Regions from separate parts of the Homo sapiens genome. Here region 1 is linked to region 2. Evidence: read pairs that join two places in POLR2A ChIA-PET (ENCODE). Cell type or tissue: PC-9. All regions are shown on one strand. Links, peaks and the distances in the headings refer to the core of each region. The heading gives the core; the rest is flanking DNA. Region 1 has its middle 35 kb from the start of SGMS1-AS1. Region 2 overlaps SGMS1 (sphingomyelin synthase 1).

Evidence for each region. ChIA-PET counts read pairs that join two places held together with the same protein. Peaks named below come from ENCODE experiments on the same cell type or tissue, not always from the same donor. Only the 100,000 strongest peaks of a DNase experiment are listed, where the experiment ranks them.
Region 1: POLR2A ChIA-PET joins it to region 2 with 5 read pairs; 1 of 35 experiments calls an interaction of 5 or more read pairs at or near these places.

What each region holds. Positions count from the first base shown.
Region 1 is chr10:50,658,985-50,661,798 of GRCh38, reverse strand. It overlaps the pseudogene BEND3P1. Among named protein-coding and RNA genes, the nearest start is that of SGMS1-AS1, 35 kb to the right of the region's middle. RefSeq lists enhancers at 1,179-1,228, 1,349-1,428. In PC-9, for the core only: a CTCF peak has its summit at 1,382; a DNase peak (open chromatin) is centred at 1,518; H3K4me3 peaks cover 1,163 bases.
Region 2 is chr10:50,510,515-50,513,328 of GRCh38, reverse strand. All of the region lies in intron 3 of SGMS1 (sphingomyelin synthase 1), which reads left to right. Among named protein-coding and RNA genes, the nearest start is that of SGMS1, 110 kb to the left of the region's middle. RefSeq lists an enhancer at 1,805-1,904 and a silencer at 2,086-2,380. In PC-9, for the core only: no CTCF peak of the experiment used is centred there; DNase peaks (open chromatin) are centred at 688 and 1,318; H3K27ac peaks cover 2,500 bases.

The DNA.
Region 1 (2,814 bases), core at 139-2,638, 150 kb before region 2:
GGACATGGGTGCCCCATCTGAGATGACCTGTGTCCTTCCAATGCCTGGTATCCCCAAGAGGTGCCCAGACATGGACCCGCCCTGGGGAACGAGGATGTGGTGCTGCCTGGAGGAGCTAACACTGAGGTTTGGGGAAGTCACCACACAGCTCCCAGAACCCAGAATCTCCGACAAGCAACCATGTGTGGAGAGGGAATGAGGACAGTGGAAGGACACAGCTCAAATGAAGACACTGCGGACATGTTTCCATGGCTTTCTACATTCTTCATCATCATCAAGTGTTCTCCTCTACACAGTGAGCACAACATTTTACCCACGTGCCTGATGGACAGGCCAAGCTGAATGGAAGACTTCTGAGGCACTGGAGCAGAAGGGAAAACTTGCACATGGTCACAAAGGACTTCACACTGTTCCATCCCCTCTACTGCCATCCAAGAGGCCTCTTGACTCTTCCAGAATCAGATGTAAAAGACAAGGTCAGTAAAATCAGTATCCATGCCACCTGAAGCTGTGATTAGGCATTGTACACGAACATGGCACTTTTATTTACTTATTTATTTATTTATTATTTATTTTGAGATGGAGTTTTGCTCTTGTCGCCCAGGCTGGCGCTCAGTGGCACTATGTTGGCTCACTGCAACCTCTGCCTTCCGAGTTCAAGTGATTCTCCTGTCAGCCTCCCGAGTAGCTGGAATTACAGGCACCCACCACCATACCTGGCCAATTTTTGCTTTTTTTTTTTTTTAAGTAGAGATGGGGTTTCACCGTTGGCCAGGCTGGTCCTGAACTCCTGACCTCAGGTAATCCACCTGCCTTGGCCTCCCAAAGTGCTGGGATTACAGGCATGAGCCACCGCACCTGGACTGAAGATGGCACTTTTAAAAAGATTTTTTTCTAAGTAAAATGGCCCCCAAAGAGCCCAATGATTTTTTTAAGGGTTTATTTTTAATTTTTAAAAAACTGGATAAAAATGAAAGCTGTAAAATATGGGAAGAGGAGCAAGAGAGCTGCTGAGTTTGCATTTGAAATTGTGAGGGGCTGGGGAGGACACGACCAGGTAGAGAGGACCGCTACCCACTAGTCCCTGCTCTCACAGCTTGCGCTCCCCACACTCAGGCTGCACCGCCAGGGAACACAGGACAGAAGTCTAGAGGACAAGAGACCAAACTCAAGTCTTCTTTCTTGTGGTTGGTTGGGTGTTTACATGTGCAAGTGTAGTAAGCCACACACCCCACGGACATAAGGTGCCTGTCTGTGGATGCCATAGGCATGCTCCTAAGCTCAGTCTCTAGTGACCCCGAGTCTCTGGGCAGGCCATGGGCCTTCACTTCTCCACTTTCTAGGCTTTCTTGAGGATGCCGCATTTTTTCCTGTTAGGGCAGTGGCACTGCTCATCATTGCTGGGGATACATTCGCAGTGCCACACCTCCTCCACCTTCTCCACGGGGTAGACGGCTTCCACCTAGTGGTAGATGAGCCGCAGCTGCGTAGGGTCCAGCTGCTTCTTGTTGCAAGCCCGGAAATGGTTGTACTGCAGCCGGAAGTTCTCGGCGGTGGAGGAGCCCCGCGGCAAAGTTGCCCACGGAGAGGCTCTGCTGCACGATCTCGCGCACCTCCTTGTCGGACAGCAGGTAGGGAGAGCGCACTGGGAAGCTCGGTGAAGGACCACCACCTCATCCAAGGGGATCTTGCAGAAGTCCTTGCTGCTCCTCTCAGGGGCAGCGGGGGACCCTCAAACTCCTCCCTGAACCTCTCAGGATTGATTGCATAGCTCCTCATGTTTCTACACTCGGGGCCAGCACGTGGACCTTGCACTGCTGCTGGTAGGAGCGCCTCTGTTCGTGTTCCAGTGCAGGTTGCCCATGAACTCCAGGGTCCAGACGCGATTGTTTTTGGTGCAGAGGTAGAGCAGGTGCACTTAGTGGCGAATGAGCTTGATGCAGGACGGGTCCAGCTGCTTCTTGCCCAGGGAGTCGCTGCAGCTGTACTGCTTGTGCAGGTTGTCATGGGTGAAGAGCTTGGGGAACAGGGGCACCAGCAGGCGCGAGGTGAAGTTGCCGATGGACAGGCTGCTCTCCTAGATACTGCGAAGATGCTCGTTGCTGAGCAGGCAGTCGGCGCCGGGCAACTCCAAGTTGGGCTGGGGATCTCCAATTTGTCCAAGTCGATAGGTACCAGTCAGATCTTCTTGGAGCGGCACCGCTCGCCCTTGAAGCTGTCCTCCACCCTGATTACTGAGATGTCATCGGGCAGGCTGGAGGAGTTGTAGCAGTTGTTGCGTGGGGGGCTTGCCTTCGCTGCCCGCGTCCAGCCCCAGGCCCTGGAGCTTGTCGTTGATGCACTGGGCGCACCGCTGCAGCCAGGCCTCCTCCTCCTGCATGTGGGGGAAGTAGACCTCCGTGTAGTTGCTGATGATCTGCAGCCTCTGCGGGTCCAGCTCCTGCTTGCCGCCGTCCCCGTAGCAGCTGTCCTGCTCACCCAGCTTGCTGTAGTGGAAGAGCTCAGGGAAGAGCCAGTGGAGGAGGAAGACGGCAAACTCACCGGGTGAAGAGGCTTCATCCAGGAACTAGGTGAGGGCCTACATGTCCACCACGTGGTCTGAGGCGATGGTGCTGCTCCTGTCCAGAGACAGGCCCTCCTCCTCATCTTTGTGGTCCAGGAAGTGGCCGGGGTCCACTGCTCAGCCTCAAGCTGGCAGCCTGGCCACCAGGCTGGCTGTTCTCCATCTCCCGCTGGGCCCAGAAGCGGCTGAAGAACTTACTCAGCTGGGGCAAGCACTCGGCCTGTCACACAGCCCTCTCCTTCACCGAGGGG
Region 2 (2,814 bases), core at 137-2,636:
AACTGGAGCTGAAAGGGGCACTTCTACCTACTTCGCTGTTTTTCCCAGGGACCATTGAAAACCATCTTGCGGTTGCCAGTTTCTGTTTTACTTTGTGGTTCACTGTGTTACCAGGAAGCAAGGTTCTTCTTGGTTGAAACCTTAGTGAGGACAGAGAGAGTATAAGCAATTGGTGTAACTGAAACTTGAGTGACTGGGGACCTACTGGTACTTAACACCTTGCATCCAAGAAGCTCAGTGTTTTTGGAAAATAGCATTGTAATGGTAGCATTTGTTACCCACATGAGGCATACTACAAAAATTACAAGTGAAACTTGTGGAAGGATGTCCCTACTTCATTTTGTGGTGTATTTCAGCCCTCTATCTGGGAGCTCTCAGGGCTAGCTGTCTTCAAGACTTGTAGTGGGTAAGTGTGGCTGGCTGCAGGGTCCCCCATCTCCTTTCCATAGTCCATGTGTTACCCCGGGTACTGCAAGGTGGCAAAGGCCAAGGTGCTGGTTAAGAGGAAGTCCTGCTGAAAAACCAGTGGTTTTGGAAATATGAGCTGGAATAATTTTCTGATAGTTTTAAATTTATGTTGTAAAACAGTGTTTGATTTGGGAGTTCTTGCGTTTACTAATCACTAAACCATTTCTACATGTGGAAGCTCAATTAATGCAGGGCCAAGAACAGTGTCTTTTTTTCCCATAAACTCTTGGGCAGCCTGCGAACTTCCTCATAGCTGGATCAGAAGGCATTGCAGGATAGGACCCAGCCCTCATGGACTGGCAAACCCAGGTCATTGCCTTGTGCACAGAGGGACTCCAGAGGGTTTTGGAACTGGTATGTGAGTTGACGTCCTTGATCTCATTTCTTATTAATTTCCTAGCTGACTTCCATAGCAGCTGTTGCAAATACTTGCTTCTTTTTGAGCTCCTGGTCTCCCATAGCCCTGCTCTTGGCAAATGTCCATATAAACAAAGTCATGAAGACAGAGAGAGAGCCCTTTCTCTCTCTCCTTTCTGCTTCAGGGTATGTCTGGTTTTTTTTCTCTGACAGGTGCTAGCTTGGTTCTGAGTGCTATCATGTATGGAGAAGTCTTGTTTCCTACTCCCTCACACCATCTCCTTCTGTCCTGCGTCTGCCCTCTCTCAGGTGCCCAAGTACCCTGTTGCCATATTCAGCTACTCTGTGGTATGCTTCTTGAACCGGATAGCCTTCCCCATGCCTTTGATTGGTATCTTTCCTATTATGACCCATCTGTTTCACAATCCACTCCCTCAAAGCCCTACTATGGACATTGTAATCTGAAATCATACCTTGTATGTGAACATTCACTGAATGTTTATTGACATCTACTGTGTGCGTGGGAGCTGAGGGTACAGATGCCAGGAGATACGGAGATGAGTCAGACTTCTGAGATTATTAGTATAGAATGGAGAGAGAGACATGGGACAAATAGCATTAGAGATTAATGACAAAATTATGTACAGGTTAGAAGGGAAGAGGGGCAGTTTACCTTGAAGAATTTTATAAGTGTGGATCCCTCAGACAAGAGGAGAGGGTCATGCCAGAGCCAAAAGCCAGTGATGGATTACTGTGTCCCCACTTTCTGATAAGATTTCATTGTGACTCATCTAGAGCAGAGGGAGACCTCTGTAACTACAAGATCTCTAGTAGTAGCGTTTGGCTCACTGTGGCAGGTGGTTGCAAAGAACCTTTTAAGGCAGAAATAGGCCTATGGGTGTCCTAAGGTAACATCACATGGATAATTGCCAACTCTGTATATCTTTTGGGCTGGACTCTGACTTAAGGAGAAGTTAAGAAGTCTTCAGTGAATTTCTTAAGCCCTGAGCATCTTTGTATTCTGCTTTAAGAACTTGTTGGTTTCTGTGTTTCATACTCAATGGCTCTGGCACTTGGATGACCTGGTCCCACAGAAGGCCTTGAATACTGAGTCTGAGGATGGGGCTTGCTTACAAGGACCTTCCTCACTGTCTTAACCAGATTGTGTTTTAACCTTTCATCTCACTTTTTACTTTTCATTCATGGATAGTGTCTGTCACTGTGTGTGTGTGTGTGTGTGTGTGTGTGTGTGTGTATGAATGAGTGAATGAATATTTCTCACACTCTAAATTCTTTTAAAGGCAGGAAGTACTGTTCTCTTGTTTGCTATTTTATCCACTCTGCCTCTACTGGGTCTGGCATATAATAAACAAAGAGTGAACAGGACAAACACCCATTCTGAAAAGTGAACTTCTCTGGCAATTGTGGTTTGTACATACCAGCTGGAGCATAGACAATTGGCTTTTTAATGTGGTAAGGGAAAAGGTCAAAAGAAAGTCCTCATCATTTACCAAAGTGCTTCCAGCAGATGATGTTTATAATCCCAAAAGGGTCTTTTCAATACATAATGTGCTTTGATGGAACAGATTTATATCCCGATTGTGGAAATTGTTATATAAATCTATATATGAGATAAAGTTTTATAGAATTGTATGTAAAAAAACCCAAACAAACAACAAAGAACATGTAAAAACTAGTGAAATCTGAACGTGGGCTGTAGTTTATTAATAGTAATAGTATTGTACCCAGTGTCAAGTTTGTGCTTTGATAATTGTATAGTTATTACGTAAGATATGGGGAGAAGCTGGGTGAAGGATACACAGGAACATTCTACAATGTTTGTATCTTCTATGTGAGTCTAGAGTTATTTCAAAATCAAAAGTAAAAAAAAAACACAGAGATACCACTACACATCTATTAAAATAAGTAAGAAGCAAACAAACAAAACAAAAACAGATAATACCAAGTACTGACAAAGATACAGAGCAA